2 separate regions of the Homo sapiens genome follow, and region 2 is linked to region 1. A link is a loop called in an ENCODE intact Hi-C map of the cell type or tissue named here. Cell type or tissue: K562. All regions are shown on one strand. Each heading gives the region's core, and the rest is flanking DNA. Links, peaks and the distances in the headings are about the cores only.

Region 1 (11,829 bases), core at 2,258-10,257:
ATGTGACTGCATTCTGGCATTGAAGGATAAGCAAAAGTCTTTAAGACTTCTGGGAAGTCTCTTTAGAGAAAAAGGGGCAAGCCCTCCTTCTCTTGCACATCCTACTGACTGGGATACAGGTGTGAGGGCTGGAGCTCCAGAAGCCAGCTCAGACCCTGAGAAAGGAAGCCATTATAGGGCAGTGGAGCAGTGAGCTAGAAGACCCTTAACAGTCCAGGATTGTCCAACATCTGACTACTTGCATGCAAGAGAGAAATAATCTTCTGTCCTTTACAAACCACCATTACTTTGAGTTTGCTGTCACATGTGTTTAACTTAGTTCTAAATGGTGTAGACATAAATTGTCAGATTCAGAAAGCCCAACAAATTCAATGCAATAAAAATAAAAGAAAAGCCGAGTGTAGTGGCTCACACCTGCAATCCCAGCACTTTGGGAGGCCAAGGTGGGTGGATCACTTGAGGCCAGGAGTTCGAGACCAGCCTGGCCAACATGGTGAAACCTTGTCTCTACTAAAAATACAAAAAATTAGCTGGGTGTGGTGACACATGCCTGTAATCTCAGCCACTCAGGAGGCTGAGGCACGAGAATCGCTTGAACCCAGGAGGGGAGGTGGAGGTTGCAATGAGCCAAGATTGTGCCACTGTGCTCCAGCCTGGACAACAGAGAAAGAGTCTGTCTAAAAAAAAATAAAATAAAAATTTAAAAAAAGGAAATTTATACCTAAACACCGATGGCAAAATTGCAGAACACTCGAGACAGAGATCTTAAGGGCAGGCAGGCAGAAAAGACAAATTACCTACCAAAGAATGACAAACTAGTAGTTGACTTATCAACATAAGAACAGAAGCCAATAAACAGCTTAATAATATCTTCAAAATAGAGAAAATAACGGTCAGTGTAGAATTTTTATCCAGGAAAATTCTCATTCAAGAGCAAGAATAAAATAAAGACATTTTCAGGCAAGACTGGTAAGTCCAACATACTCCTACTATAGAACTCCAAAGGATTTATTTCAGGAATAATAAAAATGATTCCAGAAGAGCAATCTAAGGCGTATAAAGGAAAAGTGAGCAAGAAAAAAAATGTAGACGTCTGGTGAAATCTAAGCAAATACTGACTATATAAAATAATGATTTGTGTGCTTAAAAAGAACTACAATTCTAGACAATACTGTATAAATTGGATGACAGTGGTTTGAGTTAAGGTTTTTGTGTTTTGCAGAAGGAGGGTAAAGATATTAACTGATAGCAGATGCTATCAGTGCCCTGCCCATACAGCCTTGGATTTTAGCATTTTCTGGCCTTTCTCCAAACTTCTAACTGGCGGTATTTGGGGCTCTTTGCATGAGGGCTCCTTCTGACCACTGTGTCTCCCCTGCGTGTGTGCAGGACAAGCTGGAAGTGCTGAGGAATTAATGTCCCCAGAAGCAGCCCTCAACTAATAATGCTGGAAATTAATGGATAAACACTCCAGCTCCCTCACCCTCATTCCTTGGTTTGTTCTGCACTGCCTTGTAGAGTTACCTATTGAGTTTTAGCCCTAGTTGTCCACATTGGTAACCAAATGAGACATACTTTACTGGCTTCCTTCCCTTCCCTGTCTCATCTCCCTACTCCCTTATCAGTGTTCTCTCAAGCTACCTCCCAAATAAAACTTTTCATTCAAATTCTTACCTCAGGGTCTGCTTCTGAGGCAATCCAAATTAAGACATTAACTTTGGACATCTGTAATAAATGTAAGTGGACCAAAATCTCCAGTTAAAAGACAGAGATTACCAGATTGGATTAAAAAAAAAACCCAACTACATGTTGCCTATATGATACAAAGATAAAGCATAAGAACATTGAAAAGTTGAAAATAAAAGCATGAAAAAATGATAAGCTAATCAAATTTTATTGAAAGAAAGCTGATGCAGCCAGACTGATAACAGATGAAATAGGCTTTATGGCTAAAAATTATACTAATGATAAAGAGAGTTACACATATTGCTACAAAATTTATTTCACATGAAGATTTAACAATTCCAGACTTGCAAATACCTACTGACATGCCTTTAAAAGATGGTAAAAATTAGAATAACAAGAAGAAATCGACTTATCCATCATTATAATGGGAGATTTACAGACCAAGTAGATAGAAAAAAAATTCATAAAAATATTAATGATTTGAACATCACTAATAATTATTGACTTACATAGAACTTTGCACCAATTAATTTAGGAAAACATTATTTTCAAGCACCCAACATATGTTTTACAACAACTGACACATGCTAGTACATAAAGCAAGTCTAAATAAAGTTCAAAGAATTGGCATTTATATAAATCACTTTCTCTAATAAAAACAATAAAGTTAATCAGAAACAACAAAAAATCTATAGGTTTGAAAATTAAAACATATTGTCTAAATAACTCATGTCATAGGTTAAAAGAAAACTGATGGTCTGAGGCTCTAAACTTTCATGAGGTAAAACAGTGGAACATCTCAATGTTGGGATGAAGGAAGAACCTTTAAGAAAAGAGAACCGAATGTTGAATTTGAAGCTGCATTGACTTCTTTAGCATTTTTTGGGTAAAGGCGACCTTAGTGCTCATTTGTCAACCCTGATTGGCTGTGTTTAGGTGACATGCCCACAACTGAACCAATCACAATGGATAGAGAGATGGCGGGCCTCTGTCTGGTTAGTATGGGCTAGGTCCCACTTCTGTGGAGATGGAATAGGGGTGGGGGTATTTTGACTCCTAGAAACTCCAGAACTACATGGGGTCAGAGAAGACGTCTCTTCTGGGAGGAAAGCTAGAGCAAGAAAATCACCCTTCCTCCATAAATGCAATTCTCTGAATGCCCCCACCTGGCATAATACAATGACTATATAAATAAAAACTTAAAAACCAATCAGCATCTAGTTGCCAGATCCAGTCCCAGGCCCAGAGCTTCTGGGTGATGTATTCTCCTTCTTCATTAGGTTTTGAAACAACCTTCTGTGGATTTGGTAGACTATAGCTTTAAAAAAAGTTTAACCGCCGTCACCATCATGTCCAACATAGGGAGGCCCCAATGATAGAGGGAAAAGAAACACTGCAATAAAATGTCCCATTTGTATACTGCATGGTCTACAGGGAAGGAATTGGGACAGCCCCAGGCAGGGGAGTCACTTCCCAGGTCAGCCAACCCAAGTGACCCCAACTGCCTTCCTATTTCAAGGACACCCCCTGTCTAGGGTTTTCCATGGCCACTTCTGAGAAGGACTTAGGGAAAGACTCCTCATTGGGGTGCTACTTTAATGGCCGCCTCCTCTCAGCATAACTGCAGGGCCTGGGACTTGCCCTTGCATTTGAGCAATCACAGATCACCGTTTGCCAAGCTTGGAGTTCTCTGGAAATTTTATTTTCCCACAATCCTACTGGGGAGGTGATCCGTTCGATTTTTTGTTAACTAGTAACTAACTTCAGAAATCTATTCCTGGTCATGGTTCTTGAACTGAATTTGCCCTTGTAGTTTCTGACACTTAAGGATAAGTACAGCCCCTTTGGCCTTATGCCCAAATTGAGGGCTTCCTCTGGACTTGAAATGGGAACAAAGCTAATCTGACTTCCGCCTCCAGCCTGTATCCCAGTGCATGGTGAAAAAAGAGAGAATTTATTAGCTCAATTTACAGGTAGATCCAGGGATGGCTCCAGCTGAAGGTATAGCTAGATTTTGGGGCCCAAATGATACTGTCAGTGCTCTGTCTTTTATTCTGTCTCTCAGATCTGCTTGCCTCCACTTGGCACCAGGCTAAATAAAGTTGTGTTCATATGATGGGGAAGAGAGCTCCTCAAATTCGTACTCATTCAAATTAGCAAGCAGCTGAGAGAACATTCTCTCCTCATATCAACCTTAGACGATTCTCTGATTGACCCAGCTTGAGTTCTGTGGCCATCCTTGTGGCCAGGTGGGTGGGGCATTTTTGCCAGCAGTCAGGTACCCACCCCTGTGACAGAGGTAGGGCTGAGCACTCTGATTGGCAGCTCTGTAGGGACCATATGGAGTGGGACAATATGTGTCACAGGAAGGGATGCCAGGCAGATGAAGACAAGGTTCATTCTGGACAAGCAAGAGAAATGAAGGCCAAATAGTAGGATAAGATGTGGGAAGCAACTCTGCATAAGTTCCTGAACATTGATTAAAAGGGACCCCCGATACACCCTGAGTTTCCCAACAATGAAAGCCAATAAGTTCCCGAACATTTATTATAAGGGACCCCGATATACTCAGTGACCTAGTGAGTTTCCCAGTGACGAAAGCCAATAAGAAAACACAATCAGTCATGTAAGCCAGATGCTGGCTGGGGTCTCCAGGCCCGGGGGAGGTTCAGAACATGTCTTGAGTTTTCTTCTGTTCCCCTGGGGGCCAAGTTTCTCTGAGCTCTTGATCTTACAAAGGCTACCTCTTTCCACACCACATTGCTCGCAGGTGTGAAGCTTAGCCTTTTCTTTGACTTCTATGAAAGACTCTACTCACACAAAATAGTGAAGATGTTCACAAAAAGTCAAGGTTGGGGAGATGGAGGACACTGCCTTTGGCCCTCTGCCACTGGCCTTTACTCCACACACTATCTTATAGGCATCCCTTCCCTTCCTCTCCTGGCTTCTCTGAATTTTCTCTCCAGCCTCTTAGAGGCCAAATTCCCCACTTTGTCTCAGGCAGAACAGACTATCTCTTTTGAGTTACTTGTAGAAACATCCAGTGCTTTGGCTTCCTACTCCCACCACTCACAGCTTATGGAAATGTTTTCCCAAACAAAAGCCATTTACTGCCTAAGAAAAATTCTACTCCCAGCAATTAAAATAATACAGTTTCCTTTTATTATGGCACTTTCCTAGGGATGAAGACAATTCCGGTGCTCTTTCGCCCCTGCAATCCTGTGTAAAGGAAACTGAGTCACATCCACCCCAATGTGTCCACCATAAACCCAATCAGCTGAAACATACAGTGAGGGCCCAACACCCAAGGGCAATGAAAGCAAATGTGATACTTGCAGGGAAGGTCAGAGTTCCAAGAGCACAGGCGTTGATGGTCTGGTTCCGTCAAAAATCTAAAGGAGGAGATATATTAAATACACTCCAGGCAATCCTCTGTGAATGTCATTTCTCACAGGGTTGAGATTAGGGTTGACAGCAGCAGTTCAAATCTGAAAGATTCACAAGGTCACAGCACACAGGCATTGACGTTATGGATTACAACAGATCCATAGAGTTTTAAAATTGACCAAACGAAAGATGAGGCAAATATTATTATAATGTCCATTTCACATTTGAGAAAACTGAGGCTCAGCTTGGTTGAGTACGATCAAGGTCAGAGCCAACGTTTGCATCCAGTCTGTTTGATGCTGATGCCTCTAACCTTGAAATTTAACTCTTGGTCTCATTTCTGTTAGTTTGAAAGGCAATAGGTATACTGGTTAAGAGCAGAGGCTCCAGGTTCAAATCCATCCTGGCTTTACTATTTAGTAGCTGAGAGGCCTCGTGTAAGTTACTTAACCACTCTGTTCTTCAGTTTCCTTAGCTGTAAACTGAGGGTGGCAATAGCACCTGCCCCGCAGGGTTGTTGTGACTATTAAATGAACTTAGAACAGTGTCTGGCATGCAATAGGTACGCAGTGCACTATTCTTCTTCCCTAACTAGAGCTTCTTATGTCTGTCCGGTCTTCATCAATAGATCCGTAGGAAGCACCCGCCAGACACTGTGTCCCGCCCCTGCCTTCAAGCTGCTCTAGCAGAGATGGGAGAGACACAAGTGTCAACAGCCTAACGGCAGTAACCCTATTACGCAAGTTGGAGCAACAGGCTTCAGAGAACAGAGTAGCAAACTGCCTAGAGGAGGAGAAGGTACACAGAGCAGTGACATTTGCTCCAGCTCTAGAAGAGTGAGTAATGATTTTCCAGGAGAGCCATGCTATTTAAAAGCATGGAGTCCTCAGGAACTGAGAGTGGGGTATGGGTGCATCATGGGCAGCAGGACAGGTGGAGGAGAGCAAAGGGTGTCTGGGGCTGGGGAGGTGATGGCGAGATTAGACATGATTTTTACCTGCAGGGAGGGCTCACATTGGTGTTTAAAATGGTTCTGGCCAGCATCACACGGAGGGTGGTTGGTGGGATTAGGGAGACTGGTTGTTAGGTGCCTGTTGCCTAGAAAGATTTCATTCAGATCTCGTGCCTGGGCACCAGCGTCTCGTGAGAACTCAAATGGGCTGAGTGTCCCAGGCCGAAGTGAGAAGAGGGAAGGTCCCACCCTGGTGAGGCAAAAGCTCCGGGAAATCTGTGTTCATGAGTTCTCTGCCTGCCTGTTTACCTGTGGGGGTGCAGTGTTTCGAGAGGGCCTATAGGCTAAGTGAGGTCTGTGGCCTGCATGAAGGAAAGATAAAATCATGTGTCCCTGAGCTCTGGAACAATACTCAAGAGAGTTGGAAGAAGCATGTGGCCCTTCTGAGGAAACAGTCCACCCAAGAGATGGCCACCATGCAGCTGATAAGGCCAGGGAGTTACCTACATTGCACAAGGGGATGTGTACCCAAAGTTCACCTGATGCTGGAGAGACGTTTTCTAACCGCAGACTAGCTAATCTTGGACTGTAGAGCTGCTCTGCTCCCTAGGAAGAAATGTGTTTGTGAGAACCAGGAAATATGGGCAAGCAAGAGCAGTCAGGTAGTTTTTAGACTCACAATGCACATTAGAGTAGTAAAAGTCCCAAGAACCCCTGCTGTTTGGAAATAATCCTGTGTAAAGTTGCTAAGTCAAGGGAAGAAAGGCAGGAAGGAGGAGACAGGGAGGGAGGAAAAGGGGAGGAAAAGGAGAGGGAAACAAGGAGGCTTCATCCTCAGGAACCTCCTTAAGTGAGCTGCCTCTCTTTATCGTCCTAACCACACCTGCAGCCTGAACTTGGTCAGGGAGCTTCCCTGTCTGCCCTGGCCTGACAGCATATGTTGATGGCACAGCCTTTGCTACTGTCACCTGGGTTCCTGCCACAGCCTTGCCCTTGCTGAATCTGCCATCCTGATCCGGTGTTTTCTCTCTGGTTGAGTAACCTGACCCAGCCTCCAGAGTGCCTCTCCACATTGACTGGGGTCCATACCACACCCTCAGATACCCCCACCTTCCTGTCACTCCAGTCATCCTGCCGGACATCAGTGACCAGTGATGTGCTTACAGAAGAGCCATAGTGGCATCTATGGTCCTAGGTGGCTTAGATCTGGGGAAGGCCTACAGGGCTGGCTGTGCAAATACAGCTATTTATTGTGAGCAGCTTGCAGCTTCAATGTCTTTTGCTTCTTTCCAAATCACCAAGCACAGAGCAGAGAATGAAGGAATTGTCTCATGAATGCCATTTGGAATGGCTGTGTTTGCTATAGAGCACTGCCATCCTTTTGCTAGAGTCTCTGCCTCATGTCTAGGGAGATCTCACAGTTGGGGGTGGGGGGTGACATGAAGCCATTTGAGGGTGGCTATGCTCTGATACCGGAGCTGGTTGGGCCCCCAGGCATGTGAGGAGGAGCCAGGGAAGGGAAAGAAAGCACCTTCTGCCTGCTTCCTTGCTTCCTCGTTCTCTTCCTGCCCTTTCACAGCCCCGTGGACACCACTTCTGAGTGGCCTCCCTCCTGTTCACAGGCACCTCTGAGATTTCCTGGCTGACACATCGCATCTCCCTCTGGCCACAGCCAAGCAACACCAGATGTCTGCAGTAGCAGTAACACTTTGGATTCCTGATGGAAAACTCCAAGACGAGCCTCTGTGAAATACCTGCTTCATTTTGGCTTCATTTTCATGCCTCATTATCTGACCCATTTACTTCTTACCTCAGGGCACAGACCACGGCTGTGACACTCCGTAAAATCCTGTGGGATGGGGAAGAGTGAAAATGACACACCGGTGGGGCAAGGTGGCTCATGCCTGTAATCCTAGCACTTTGGGAGGCCGAGGCGAGTGGATTACCTGAGATCAGGAGTTCGAGACCAGCCTGGCCAACATGGTGAAACCCTGTCTCTACTAAAAATACAAAAATTAGCCAGGCGTGGTAGTGGGTACCTGCAGTCCCAGCTACTCTGGAGGCTGAGACAGGAGAATCGCTTGAACCCGGGGGGCAGAGGTTGCAGTGAGCTGAGATGGCACCACTACACTCCAGCCTGGGTGAAAGAGTGAAACTCTGTCTCGGGGGGGAAAAAAAAAGACACAGACCTCTCAGGGCATGGCTGCTTAGGAGGCTATGAGGCTCTTGCAAGATTTTCCCCATTTTTCATGGCTGCCCTCAGAGAATAGAATTGCCACAATTTTAAGGATAAAGAAACAGGCTTGGAGAGGCCAGAGGCTTGCCCAATACCACACACACAGGGGTGCCTTTGTGTTTCTGGGTCAATGCTGTTTTTCACACAGACTGGACCTCATGGGGGTCAGGAGCAGTGGGACCACCTCGTGCTCTCTCCGCGCTCATACCTTCTCATGGTGTCAATCTCCCCTTCCCTCCCAGACAGAGCAATGCATGCTTGCCACCTTGATGGTGCAAGCATCACTAGATCTGAATTTGAGGTGAGGAAATTCAAGGCAACCACAGTACACGTTGTCCCCCGTCGGACCCAGGGAAAGGCACTTGAGACAGGAGCAGGCCTGTGGTGCTCTTGGCACAAGGCAAAATGGAGGAACAGGGTGGTGGTGGCAGGGTGCCCTAACCTGGTCTTGGGGGGTTTAAGAAGTTCCTGTTTTGAAGTGTTTCAATAGCCAGTGAGAGTGAGCCATGGAGAATAAAAATGTACAAGTAAACAGTCGTTCCACTTATACACAGTTAAGGACTTGTGGGAGGGGGGCAAGTTCCAGTTTTTCAACATAGTTTCTGATTGAAAGTGCCATTGTAACCCTCATTATGGCCACCAGCTTAAATTTGAGGGCTCCCGTTGCCCTGGAATAAACCCCTAGTTTTCAGACTTCCTGGAGCCACCATCCTTCATCTCTTCTGTTTACTTTTTTCTCTTCTGTTTAAATTGGAGGGCCATTTATGCCCTCCCCTTCTCCTTGCTGAAGTTGTGTACACAATGACTGGCACAGAGGTGTTTCTACCTGCACAGGCTCATGACATTCTCACAGTCAGCCCATAGATCGGTTTCTTCTCTCAATCTCAGAGATAAGGAAACTGAGGTCTTAAGTGGTTAAGTCATTTGTCCCAGGTCGCCTGGCAGCAAGTTGTACCCACAGTGCTAGCCAATGTCTCGCTGACATGTGTGGGCACCACATGGGCCCATCCATGGTCAGGGACTTTTCCTGGCTCTGCCCATAGCATCCTCATTCGTCTTGTTTGCTTATATGTTTCTTACAACTACCTCACAGCCTCAACCATGTCTTTAAAATTATTCAATTATTCATAGAGCTGGATTTACAAGTCTAGGTCTCCTTCGTCAGGGGTGGCCTTCTCCGCTCCTCCTCCTCCTCTCTGGAGGTGGTTTCATCACAGACTGTAAAGGTTCTGTAAAAAATAATCTAGTCCGTCTGCCTGAAGCAGTTCTCCCCCTGCACCAGTGACTCCTGCTATGGTATACTGGGGTAGTTACAGGATTTTTTTTTTCTTTTTTTTTTTCGAGACAGAGTCTTGCTCTGTCACCCAGGCTAAAGTACAGTGGCACGATCTTGGCTCACTGCAACCTCCACCTTCCAGGTTTAAGCCATTCTCCTGTCTCAGCCTCCTGAATAGCTGGGATTATAGGCACATGCCACCACACCCAGCTAATTTTTGTATTTTTAGTAGAGACGGGGTTTTACCATGTTGGTCAGGCTGGTCTCAAAATTCCTGACCTCAAGTTCTCCACCCTCCTCAGCCTCCCAAAGTGCTGGGTTTACAGGCGTGAGCCACCGTGCCCGGCCCTAGTTACAGATTTTATTTGGCTTTCCCATTCTCAGTCCTCTAGTAACAATGTTCCTCCTTTTTTTTTCCTTTAGGGAATTGTCTTTTCTCTAATCCTAATCCATATGGCTCAGCTGTCAATCACAGTCCTCCTCTATCCCCTGACAACAGAGGAGAGATGTGTGACTGAGGCCTGGCCGAGCAAAAGACTCGATCCCTCTGGCCATTGTGATTGGTTCAGGGACAACTTCGTGGTCAAATGATTACAATTTTACCCTCTCCAAGCGGTGACACAATGAATAGGCTACAGTGGTACCAATGTCAGTTTTCATTTGCCCAGTTATTCCCACAAGATAAATATCTGGACTGTAATTGCCGAGTTATACATATATACATTTTAAAGGCTGGTACATTTTGTGAGATTGCCCCACAGATAGGTTGGTGCAAATTTACACCATTCCAGCAATACGTGGGAGTCTGCTTTGCACACCCTAGCAACACCTGGTGTTGTCAGTCTTTAACATTTGCCAGTTTGATAAGTGGAGACAGCTGTTGAAACCTGTTCTCGATTCTGGGCCTCCCTTGGGTCATGTTCCCACATGCCTGTCCCTAATGTTGCCTCCTCGGACCTTATTTCTAAATCTCTTGCCTGCTTCTTTATCCAACTTTATTGGTCTGCTTATAACCTGGTGTCACTGTACTAGACTAGAAAGTGGGTCTTTATCATATATATATGCCTTTTCTCTTGAAACTCCTTGCAGGTGCTAAGAACGGTTTTGGAATCTAATAATTATTTGTCAGATGAATGAATGGAAACTCCTCTGTGATTCACCCATTTCCTATTCACTGAGTGGTGCCATGTGGTTGGGTCAATGCGAACCTGGGGAGATGAATGCCCAAGAACACCAGATTTCAAGAATCCCAATATTGTAATGGTTATATTGGATGCTTAACATGATAATGGAGCATGACTATCCCATTCCAGGAAATGACACTCCCCACAGGAAGTCCTTGGTTAACCAGTCTTTAGTGATGGTCTGCCATGTCTCTAGTGTGGAGTCAAAGGACCCAGTCCCTGGTCTCAAGCGACTGAACATCAGTGTGAGAGGCAAAACTAACGAAAGAAGGATTTTGAGTTTAAGTGGCATCTGAATCAGGTGGCATTTATGAAATGCAATCCTTTGGGAAAAATAGAACATATAGTGGACTGGAAACGCTTGAGAATATTTTCTAAAAGAGGCGATTGTTAAGGGGATTTTTGTGAGGGTTAGTCAGGTGTTCTGGGCTCTGCCAGTTACATTTTGGGAGTCTGATATCATAGCTGGTGCGGTATGAAGCAATGTTATAAGCCTCTAATTTCCCTTAAATTGAGTTTTTAATCTTTTAGGTTGTTGGGTTTGGATACCAATGGTCCAAAAGGAAGGTCCTGATTCCTAGTATTTTGGGGAGGAATGTCACAACTTGCTACAAGCTCACCAGGAGGCGAAACAAATATTTTTGAGTTAGGGGGAAGGGCTACAGTTGTGGGAATTGCTCTCAGGCTTCCCCAGGGTAGTAAAATTCCCAAGCTATTTCAAACCAATGTTTTTTTCTTCTTTTTAGTGGTGTCAGGACCCCAAGAGGTCACAGTTGCTATTTAATAGAATAGAGCATTCTGGCCCTCTTAACAGGGAATTGTACTCAGACTTCGAAAGGTGGATAGAAATTAGATAAAGGAAGGGAAAAGGAAGTTCATTCCAGGCAGGGTGAATGAAGAAGAGCATTTCCATGAGACTTAATAGTTTATAAGGTCCCTTGACAAACATAATCTTTTTTATAATTCCAAGTAACCCTGAAGTTATGATTTATTATAATTATTAGCATTTCTGTTTTCATATGGAAAAACTGAGGCTCAGAGAGGTTAAACAATTTGTTCAAGCTCTCTCAACTATTTTTCTTTTTTTTTTTGAGACAGGGTCTCACTC
Region 2 (11,829 bases), core at 2,363-10,362, 51 kb after region 1:
GGGTCTCATCAGTCACAGAATCCACCACCTGGGATCCTGTACTCCTTGGCCCCTTCCTTATTCCCCATGAAATCAAAGGCAGCCCCAGTAGTGAGGCAAGAGAGCTCATTTTTTAGTTGCACTAAAAATTTTTTTAGTGCTCATTTTTTAGCCCATTTTTTAGTTGTGCTGAGCCTTGAGAGTGGAGGGGGCACCAGGCAGAGAGAGGCCCCTCCCTCTGTTTGGGGCATACTTATGCCCTGAGCCAGCCACAGTGTCCCTCAGGCCTGCAGGAAGAAGGCCAGGCTCTGGAATAAATCCATCTGGGCCACCCCATGCCTGGTTCTGGCTTCAGGCTCCACTCATTCTTTTCTCCTCCCCCAAGTCCTGGAAACTTCCCCAGAAGTCCCTCCCCTGCCAGTCCCTCCCTTCCTTCTACCTCCCATGTCTCCTTGGGCCAAGGCCCATCTGCACAGATCCTGGCAGAATAAAGTCAGAGAATGTCAGGGCCAGAAGAGGCCTGAGAAATCAGAGCCCCGCATCTCTCTGCCATTCCATCCCCACTTACCATTTTATAGAGGAGAAGCTGAAGCTGGGTATGAGGAGGGACTTGCCCAAGATCACAAGCCAGGGCCTTCCCCTCCATTGGGCACCATTTCACCGGCCTCATGGGCTGCTTCTCCCTGCTCTGACCCAGAACTTGATCATCACAAACCAGGAGTATGCCAGGTCTTTGGAAGCAGTAAAACCTATAGAGATTGGAAGGCCCCGACCCAACCCTACCCAAAGTAGGGGTGTCAGCAACTAGAAAGAAGAAGGGCTCAGGATTACAGCACCTCCTCCCTTCAGCTGTCTGTCACCCAGGTGTCCCCATAACGACTCCCTCCACAGATACCCAGATGGCCAACAAGGGCAGCTCCCTTGAAACAAATGTCCCCCGAACTCCTCAGCCCCAGGAGGGAGGGGCCGTTGGGATGGGCAGCCCAGAGAGCCTGGGCTTTGCACCCAGAGCTAAGCGAGCTCAAATCCCAACTGGGCCACCTGGGACAGGTTATGCAGCCTCCCTATCACCCTCTGTAGAAGGAGAATCACAAAAAATTCTACCCACCTTATAGGGTTGCTGTAAGGATTTTGCAAGATATTGGATAGAAAGTTTCACACAACACTGGGCACAGAGAACACAGAGTGAACAGATGGTGTTGCTGTTCTCATCTATGACGACCTTTTACCCTTAGAACTCTGGGCACCAAGTTAGGGGTGGGGTGCCGGGTGGGGAGGAGTGCCAGGGAGCCAAGGGGAGGCCCTTAAGTGACGCTCAGAGAGGTCCTGACCTTCCCCAAAGCAGGAGTCCTTGGCCCAAGGGAGAATGAGTTTCGGACAGCCATGTGGCCCCCAGTAAGGGGCCCCCTAACATTCCATTTGGGCTTTAACAGGGGGTGGCCTGGAATGTCCAAGAAAAACAATCTGGTTATTCTGAGTGAAATTACAGCCTGGCTAAGGCAGGCTGGGTCTGCTTTAAATTAAACATAGCATTTCTGAGATTCTTTTCATCTCCTTGCCACTGCGGGTTAGCGGAGACATTACCTCACCTCACCTTCCACTCTGAGGTGGGAGGCCGACAGGGTGTGGGCCTGGGGGTGGGGACGAGAGAGGGAGGCCGGAGAGCCCACCAAGGGGGGCCAGGGGTCCCTCCTCACTCCAAGAGCTCAGGCTCTCACTGGGGCTGGGAGCAGTGGCTGTGTGGGGAAGAGGCGCACCCATGCACAGCCCACTCCATCCTTGGCATTTAGCAAAGGAATGACAGCACTTTCAAATACACTGCTTTCCTAGGAGCCCTTGGGGAAACTGGGTTGCGGTTTCACAGGTCCAAGGTCAGTCCCTTTCTTGCTCCCTGTCCCACACTTAGGTGCTGGGTGGCCGCGCCTGCGAGCTCCTCAGAACTCCAGGGTGTTTTCGCTCAAAAACAGATGGAGACACCAGTTTCCTCACTGAGTGGTTTTGGTTGGGGGTGGAGTTCCCTCCTGGCTTTGGAAGTTGCTTTTGGCCAGCTTTGCCTGCCTGTGGAGTCCTAGAAAATTCCACAGTGCTGCAGTCGGGTAGACCCGAGTGTGAGTCCCGCCTCCCAGGATAAGGTTCACCTTATCTTACTCAGATCCTGAATCCCCTCTTCTTTAACATGGGGAAGGAGACAGGGTTATGGGTTAGATGAAATTAAGCATGTTTGAGGTTCTTGTTTTAGATGAAGTACACCCAAAATTCTTTGGTTATAAGTTTCTATGAAACTTGAGGAAGTTTCTATTTCTTATAACCAAAGAATGTTGGGTATACTTGAAACTTGAAACTTTGGGTATACTAGAAACTTGAGGAAGTTTCTATTTCTGCCTTGTGTAAAACGGAAATTTTTTTTTTTTTCTGAAATCAGGGTACTCTCATGGAAACAGGCTGCAAAACCTCTCAGAGAATTGGAATCAGGAATTAGGAAAGGGATTTGCAGTTTCTCTCCCTCTGTCTCTGCCTGTTCTCGGGTATTTGCTTCCCTCAGGGCCTCAGTGGTAGGCTCCTGTCTGTACAAACCATTTACTCAGAGCCCCAGCCTTGGCCTGACATCATTTCCTCACGCTGGGTCCATGGTTAGAGCTCAGTGAAAGACAGCAGGTTTCTGTTGTGCTGCTTGGTTTTGCACATCAATATTAGCATGCTGAAGATTTCGTTTGTCCCTCCAGACCCACTCGCTCTCCTTTCTTCTCCACCTTGCCCTGATCCTGGGACTGGCCTGTAGGAACCACGTCAACTGAGCTCCCGCACCTTCTGGGTTCTGGTTGAGTTCAGCCCATCGTGGCCAGCAGCAGGGAATAGGAGGGCAGGAGGAAAGAGCCATCCTGGCACTTACTGTTCTCCCTCTTTGCCATGGGGGGTGGCTTGGTGGTGAAGTGTCTGGTTCCTCTACTGAAGGCCATGGCACACTTTCCAGCAAGCCCCTCCTTTGGCTATAGCTCTGTCTGCGTTCTTTTGTTGTTATTGGTTTTTTTGCTTGTTTGTTTTTTGTTTTTTGTTTTTTTTTTTTGAGACGAAGTCTCACTCTGTTGCCCAGGCTGGAATGCAATGGCACTATCTCAGTTCAGTGCAACCTCCGCCTCCCAGGTTCAAGTGATTATCCTGCCTCTGCCTCCCGAGTAGCTGGGATTACAGGCGTGTGCCACCACATCCAGCTAATTTTTGTATTTTTAGTAGAGATGGGATTTCGCCATGTTGACCAGGCTGGTCTTAAACTCCTGACTTCAACCCACCCACCTCGGCCTCCCAAAGTGCTATCTCTCTGCATTCTTGATGCCACGTTCCCGCCTTGGTCCTTCACGCTTAGGGTGGTGATGGCTCCCCACTGTTACTATCCCAGAGGTGCTGCACCATCCTTGTTCATTTTTTTCCATCTTGCCCATGTCTGCTCACTGTATTCTCTCCAGTGACTGAGCTGTAACTTTGAATTGCCATCTCTCTCCTGCTGGGACTCTGACTGATGCAATAAGATCAAGGGGAAGTCAGCTTTGTCTCTTTGCCCCACCTCCCACTCCGGCTCCCATAGGAAGTGGATGAAGAGCTCTAGGTTTGAGATAAACATTAGCAATAAGATAGAACTGAGCAGATACCCGTTATTCTGCTAGAGTGAAAAAGAATGCACGTGCACTGGGTGGAGTTACTTCTTTTGTAAAAAACTTCATTTTCCCGGGAGAATGTGACCACTGGGAAGAGGCAGAAATACGCTATCAATTTGGTCAGGGCTCTCTCTTTTTCTGGGCACACAGATGCCTAAAATTTCAGCATCATACAGGGTGTGGACAGAAAATATTTTTAAATTGTCAACTTCTAGGTATTTTTCACTCTCAAATTCATAGGATTAGTCACCGGAATCCCTGTCTTTTCCTTTCCTTTGGCAGTTTGGCTCATGGATATCTTGCTTTTGGCTTTGACTACTACAATAGCCTGTGACCCTGTCTCTGGTCTCTTTTTCCCTGTCTGTTCCACAGCCCTCTGTCAAGTTTGTCTTGGTTTGACCCAGGTCTATACATGTCAAGACCCAGATCAAAGCATTTTATGGCTTCCTGCTGAAGTGTCTGAACACTTCAGCCTGACATTCAAGGCTTCTGCAGCAGTCCTCAACTTTCTGGTCTACCTCCTATTTCAGGAACTTCCCACACCTGACAAATCAGATCTTCCTCACTGACCTTCCAACCCCTGCTCCCACTCTCTCCATCTGTTCTTCAACATGCCGTCCAAATCCCACATCCCAGCTAAGGCCTTCCCTGCCCACTCAGATGGAGGTGACTCCTCACGGTTAACCCCTGCCATTCTGAAGTGGGAGTGCTCAGAGATTAAGGAGGAAGAGCTGATGGAAAGAGAACCATATTCATACACCAGTTGCAGCCTCTGCACTGTCCTGTTTGGATATCATTCAGGGACACACAGAGGACCCTCTGTGCACCTCACTGCACAGATGCATAGCCAACTTCATCCCAAAGGAGCTAAGGGGAGACCCTGTGGCTCCAGGCAGTGTCACCTTCTCTTCAGGCCTCTCCATTACCTGGTTTTGTCCTCTGGCTTCATCATGTGATGGTGCCGGTCACTCTCTCTTGACAGAAAAATCTGGGGCCCCAGGTTGTGTCATCTGAGTGCTTGGATCAAAGGGTAAGACAGGGGACCTTAAGCAAGTATCAGGAAGAACTTCACCCAGGAGGTGCCTTCACAGCACAATCTGCCTATCTTCAGATGGGGAGTCCTGACCTGGCCTTGTGAATGCTGTGGGACCCCAGGCCTCCTTTTGCCCATATAGAAAGTCCAAGTCTTTGCTGCTTTTGAGGTTAAGCATCAGTTGGTTTCAACTATCTTTGGCTACACACACACACACACACACACACATACACACACAGAGCTTTGAGGATTCATAATACTTTTGCTCATTCAATCTTGAGTTGCAATTGCTTTGACCATAGCAACAGAGTCCTCCATAACAAAGGCCTTTACAACATTTTAACAGTGAATATAATGCAATTAATTTTTTGCAGCAATTAATTACACATGCGTTAAGAAACCATAAACTTGTAGATTTCTGTCTCTCCCTGGGAAAATTCTAGAATGGTTCATTAAACATTAGGTTGTGACTACATAGAATATAAATTAGAAATAAGAAGAATTTAAATTGGAATATTTTTAAGTTAAAAGAAAAAATACAAATCATTGGAAGCCAATATATTTTCTAAGAATATATCATGTCAAATTAATCTCATTTTCTTTTCTCGCAGAGTCAACAAGCTGATCTGTTAGAGATTTACTATAGATATAGATTTGAAGAATTTTAGGTGAAATGCATTGGTTTCCACAAAGCACATAGGAATCCTCTCATAAAAGCTGTGATAGTCATTACAGTGGTGCATAGATAATCAGTTTTTCCTCCTCTCATCCCCATAGTAAGGTTGTATTTTCTTGCCTTCTTTGAAGTTAGATGCTATCATGTAATCTGCTTTGGCCAATGAAATGTGAGTGGAAGGACACCCCATGATGAATGAATCAAGGTACCAGGTAATTCTTGGATGAACACTCACAGACAATAAATGAAGCCACGCCTGGGCAGCATTATCAGTCCCTCCAAAGGGCAGGCTAAAGAGAGAAGAACCTTTCAAAGTAAATAATGGCAATGACTTTGGAAACAAAGAGGTGTTAATCAGAAGAAAGTGCTTGAAGTGACACAAGTCAGCCTTCTGGGTGAGACGTGGGGCCCAAGCATAGACACATCAGAATCAGGGTGGTCAGAGCCAGGAGGCATGACACCACGGTCTGTCTGGTGGCTGGCTCTGTGACCTTGGCCAGTTCATACCTTTGAGCCTCTGCCTCCTTCCCATATGTGACTGGGGGCTCGATGAGGGGTAAGTACATTTAGAGAGAAAAGCTGCCAATAACTTTTCCATCTCTGTGGATATTGAGAGTCACCTTGGATTAGATCTTGGTTGTCTTCTCCCCCTGAACCTTACTGGCCACTCTGAATTGTGCAAAAACAAAAAAAGGGGCCCCTATTGCCACAGGGCCAATGTATAGTAGGAGCCTTGGCAGCCAAGCAAGATCTGTTTCACCCAGCACCCTCTGTATGCAGAGATGGCTGCCTGGGGGACAAGGAAGTTCCTGGGGAGGCAGAATTAAGACCCCCAACTGCTTCCCCTCTGAATATCACTGTCATTAGGACCTCCCTTGTGGATTGGAAGAGACCCTACTCAGGACATCATTATCGTGAAAGAAAAGGAGGGCAACAAGGCCTAGAGGATTGTGGGGAAAGGCTGCTCCTGGCCAAGTACAAGAACAAGTATAATAATGCCCTGGACACTCAGACACACACAACTTCTGCTGAGGCTGAGCATAGAAGGGTGAACTTGGAGTTCCTGCTCAGGAGGCTCCTGGGGAATCAGGCCAATGAGGTCATCACTGTAGAAGGGACAAAGCTGCAACATATGGGGCAGGACTAGTTTTTAACCAAGACACAGCATGGTGGCAACAGAAGCAACAAGAACAATCCCAAATCCCAGCCTCTTCTCTAGGCCTGGTGGCTGGGGCAGACTGGGCTCTTTGGATGGTCAGCCTCTAGGGGTCCTTGGGCAATGGTGTTGGCAATGGGGTGGGGAAAAGTGAGAGGAAAGCCTCAAAAAAAAGATGCCAGGCCTGGTGCTGTGTCTCACGCCTGTAATTCCAGCACTTTGGGAGGCCAAGGTGGGCAGATCACTTGAGGTCAGGAATCTGAGACCAGCCTGCCAATATGGTGAAACCCCGTCTCTACTAAAAATAGAAAAATTAGCCAGGCATGGTGGTGCACACCAAAATCCCAGCTACTAGGGAGGCTGAGGCAGGCCAATTGCTTGAACCTGGGAGGCGGAGGTTGCAATGAGCCAAGATCGTGCCACTGCCCTCCAGCCTGGGCACAGAGCGAGACTCCATCTCAAAAAAGAGATGCCAGACCTCCCTGCTAATATACGCAAATGGGTGCTCAGGCAACTAATAGGGAAAAAGCAACAGATACTTTGATTTAAGCTTGCAAAATGAGTCAAAGCTATTACGTGAATATGTGTTTCCAAAGACCAGCCCACGTTCAACCTGTGGGATTGAGATAATAGACAAGAAAGTGTATTTGAAAAGAAGAGTTACACAGGCATGAGGGTGGCAGGAACTACCACCGATTCTCCCTTCCTTCTTTGTATTAATAGATTTAGTCTTGAGATTAAGCTGGGCTTATGGCTGCCCAAGTAAAGACTTCATTTCCCAGCCTCGCTTGCAGCAAGGTGTGATCATGTGGCTAAGTCTGAGCCAATGGGATGTGAGCAGCAGTGATGTGTGCAACTTACAGATCACACTATTATCAGTAAATGGCTTGTCCTCCACTTTTCTTCTGTTCTGTGGACTGCATTGTGGACATGGTGCTGGTGAGTGAGCAGTTTTGATGATGTGGACAACCTCATTAAACCAAATGGCCTTCCCACCTTGTACTGCCAGTCGACTTCTGACCAATTTCATAGGCAAGGCATAGACTTCTATCTTATTTGAGCCTTTGTAGTCACTGTATTTCGAGGTGTCTGTCACCTTACTTGTATCTTCACTAATATAAGGAGTGGTGAATTCTACCACCAAGAACATTGTTCAGCTTCCTGCTTCTAAAGATTAATGGGGAAGCAATTTGTGGTTATGACTGTCTTGGTATATTTTTTTCCATTCATTCAGCCTGTCAGTCAGTCCATCAATGTTTAATGAGAGCTTCCCAAGTGCCAGGTGCTATACAAGGGGCTGGAGATACAATGGCAAACAAAACAGACATGGGTTCTACTGTAATAGAGATTTCTGTCTAGTGGGGAGAGTCACATGAAAGAAATAATCCCACAGATAAATATTGAATTACAGACTGTGATATGTGTTTGAATTAAAAGTACAGGATGTGGGAGGCTGAGGCAGGAGAATTGCTTGAACCCGGGAGGCAGAAGTTGCAGTGAGCCGAGATCGTACCACTGCACTCCAGCATGGGTGACAGAGGGAGACTCTGTCTAAAAAAAAAGAAAAAAAAGTACAGGATGTCATGAAAGGATATAGTAGGGTCTTCATTTAGTTTTGAGAACTTTAGAGGACCTTCTATGTTGAGACTTAAAGAATGAGTGAGTAGGAATTAACCAGGTGAAGAGTTAGGGGGAAGTGTTCCAGAAATGGGAACAACTTATTTCAGAGGTTGATACTTCAGGCACAGGAAGGTTAGTGTGGCCAAAGGAGGGCAGACAATGAGGACAATGGCTTGGACCAAGTCAGAGGGAGAGAGACATAGAGGCCAGACCATGCAAGGCCTTAGAGGCCACTGTGGTAGGCTGGATTCTAAGATGAGCTCCAAGATTCCTTCCCCCTGTGTACACACCCTGTATTATCCCTTCCCCTTGAGTGCAGGTTGGACCTGTGAATATAATGGGATGTCACTCCTGTAAATAGGTTACATTTTACGGCAAAAGTAGAGAGATTTTGCAGATGTGATTAAGGTTCCTAATCAGTTGACTTTAATTGATAAAAAGGAATATTATCTTTTTTTTTTTTTTTTGAGATGGAGTTTCGCTCTTATTGCCCAGGCTGGAGTGCAATGGTGCAGTCTCAGCTTGCTGCAACCTTCGCCTCTCGGGTTCAAGTGATTCTCCTGTCTCAGCCTCCCGAGTAGCTGGGATTACAGGCATGTGCGACCATGCCCGGCTAATTTTTGTATTTTTAGTGGACATGGGGCTTCCATGTTGGCCAGCCTGGTCTTGAACTCTTGACCTCAGATGATCCACCCACCTCAGCCTCCCAAAGTGCTGGGATTACAGGCGTGAGCCACTGTGCCCAGCCTGGAACATTATCTTCTTGGGTGGATGACCATTAGGTCAGTTGATGTGAGCCATTTAATGGAAGGCCTACAAGCCAGTTACAAATAGACGAATACTGTATGACTCCAGTTATATGAGGTACCTAAAGTAGTTAAAATTACAGAGACAACAATGTGAAAGTACTTAATGCCACTGAACTGTACACTTAAAAATGATTAAGATGGTCAATTTTCTGTTACGTGCATTATGCCATAATTTTTTTAAAAAGGGTCTAGATGTCAGAGTCAGAAGAACCAGCAGAGATGTTCTCTCCTTGACCTTGAGGGAGCAAATTGCCATGTTGTGGAGAGGACCATGTGTTAGGGAACATCAAGCAGTCTTTAGAGGCTGAGTGTCAGACCTATAGCTGCAAGGGACCTGCTGAAAATGAGCAAGTCTCAGATGAGATCATGGTCCCCATCCGCACCTTGACTACAGCCTTGTGGGGTCCTGGCCAGAAGACCCAGTTTAGCTGTGCCCAAACTCTTGACTTAAGAAACTGGAATTATACATGTGTGTTCTTTTAAGTTACTACATTTGTGGTAATTTGATATGCAGCAACAGGAAACTTATACACCATGCTATAGGTTTAAGGTCTTCTACATACTTAGGAATAAATTTAACCAAAGAGGTGAAAGATCTCTATACTAAAGACTATAAAATGTTGATGAAAGAAATTGAGGAAGATACAAATAAATGGAAAGATATCCAATGTTCATGGATTGGAAGAATTAATATTGTTAAAATGTCCATACTACCTAAAGCGATCTACAGATTCAATGCAATCCTTATCAAAATATCAATGACATTCTTCACAGAAATAGAAAAAAACAATTCTAAAATGTGTATGAAACCACAGAAGACCTCGAATGCCCAAAGCAATCTTGAGCAAAAAGGACAAAGCTGGAGGCATCACACTACCTGATTCCAAAATATACTACAAAGTGATAGTAATCAAAACTGCATGGTACTGGCATAAAAACAGACTCATAAGCCAATGAAACAGAACAGAGAACCCACAAATAAATCTATGCATTTATAGCCAATTGATTTGCAACAAAAGAGCCAAGAACACACAATGGGGAAAGAACAATTTCTTCAATAAATGATGTTGGGAAAACTGAATATTCATATGCAAAAGAATGAAATTAGACCCTTATCTCCCACCATATACAATAATCTACTCAAAATGAATTGAAAACTTAAATGTAAGACCCATAACTATGAAACTACTAAAAGAAAACATATAAGAAAAGTTCTATGACATTGGTCTGGGCAATGACTTTTTGGATATGACGCCCAAAGAACAGGCAATAAAAGCAAAAGTTGACAGTGAGATCATATCAAACTAAAAAGCTTCTCATAGTAAAGAAAACAATTAACAGTACAAGACAGCCTACAGAATGGGAGAAATATTTGCAAACTATATATCCAATAAAGGGTTAATATTCAAAATACATAAGGAGCTCAAACAATTCAATAGCAAGAAAACAAATAACCCAATTAAAAAATGGGCAAAGGACCTGAATAGATGTTTTTCAAAAGAAGACCTACAACTAACAGATATATGAAAAAATGCTCAACATCACTAATCAGCAGAGAAATGCAAATTGAAACCACAATGAGATATCACTTCATACCTGTTAGAATGACTGTTATAAAAAAAAACAAAAGATAAGAAGTGTTGACAAGGATGTGGAGAAAAGGGGAACACTTGCACACTGTTGGTGGAATGTAAATTAATACAGCCATTATGGAAAATAAGATGGAGATTCCTCAAAAAACTACAAATAGAACTACCATATGATCCAGCAATCCCATTTCTGGGTATATATCCAAAGGAAATGAAATCAGTATGACAAAGAAACATCTGCACTCTCATGTTTATTGCAGCACTATTCACAACAGCCAAGATATGGGATCAACCTAAATGTCCATCAATAGATAAATGGATAAAAAGAATGTGGTATATATATATGCAATGGAATACCATTCGACTATAAAAAAAGTATTAAAATCACCCAGGCATGGTGGCTTATGCCTGTAATCCCAGCACTTTCGGAGGTCAAGGCAGGAGGATCACTTGTGTTCAGGAGTTTGAGAGCAGCCTAGACAACATAGTGAGACCTTGTCTTTACAAAAAGTCAAAAATTAGCCAGGCGTGGTGGGATGTGCCTGTAGTCCCTGCTACTTGAGAGGCTGAGGCGGAAGCCTCGCGTGAGCCCAGGAGGTCAAGGCTGCAGTGAGCTGTGATGGTGCCACTGCATTCAGCCTGGGTGACAGAGTGAGACCCTGTCTCAAAACAAAACAGAAAACAAAATCCTGTCACTTGTGACAACGTGAATGAATTTGGAGGCTATTATGTTAAGTGAAACAAGCCAGGCACAGAAAAACAAATACTGCATAATCTCACCCCCTTTTTAGATGTGGACTCTAAAAAAGTTGATCTTAGGGAAGCAGAGAGTAAAATGGTGGTTAGCAGGGGCTGTGGTGGTTGGGAGCAGAGTGGTTGGGAAGATACTAGCCAAAAGACGCAAAATTTCAGTTAGACAGGAGGAAAAAGTTCGAGAGATCTATTTTAAACATAGGGACTATGTTAATAGTAGCTATAATAGTAAATATAGTTAATAGTATATTAGTAAATATAATAGCAATAATAGTAAATATAGTTAATAAGATGTTGTGTTCCTTACAAAACAAAAATGATGACTATGTGAGGTAATGCATTAGTTTATTAGTCAGATTTAGTAATTCCACAATGTATATATACTTCAAAATATCATGCTGTACATAGTAAATGCGTACAATATTTTTGTTGATGTAAAAATAAAATAATTTTTTGATGCTCATGATCTGAAGTCTAAAATAATACTATTTTTTTTTTTTTGAGACAGGGTCTCATTCTGTTGCCCAGGCTGGAGTGCAGTGGCACAATCATGACTCACTGCAG

The links. Peaks named below come from ENCODE experiments on the same cell type or tissue, not always from the same donor. Only the 100,000 strongest peaks of a DNase experiment are listed, where the experiment ranks them.
Region 2: it touches region 1 in a loop (2.5-fold over the local background); 3 of 110 quality-filtered maps call a loop at or near these places.

What each region holds. Positions count from the first base shown.
Region 1 is chr2:85,946,037-85,957,865 of GRCh38, forward strand. No RefSeq gene overlaps it. Among named protein-coding and RNA genes, the nearest start is that of ST3GAL5-AS1, 63 kb to the left of the region's middle. In K562, for the core only: no CTCF peak of the experiment used is centred there; a DNase peak (open chromatin) is centred at 6,425.
Region 2 is chr2:85,996,884-86,008,712 of GRCh38, forward strand. LOC105374843 (a long non-coding RNA gene) reads right to left here and starts at 1,195. Exons shown (of 3, transcript XR_940318.3): 1 at 1,088-1,195; 2 at 548-758. In K562, for the core only: no CTCF peak of the experiment used is centred there; DNase peaks (open chromatin) are centred at 3,538 and 7,308.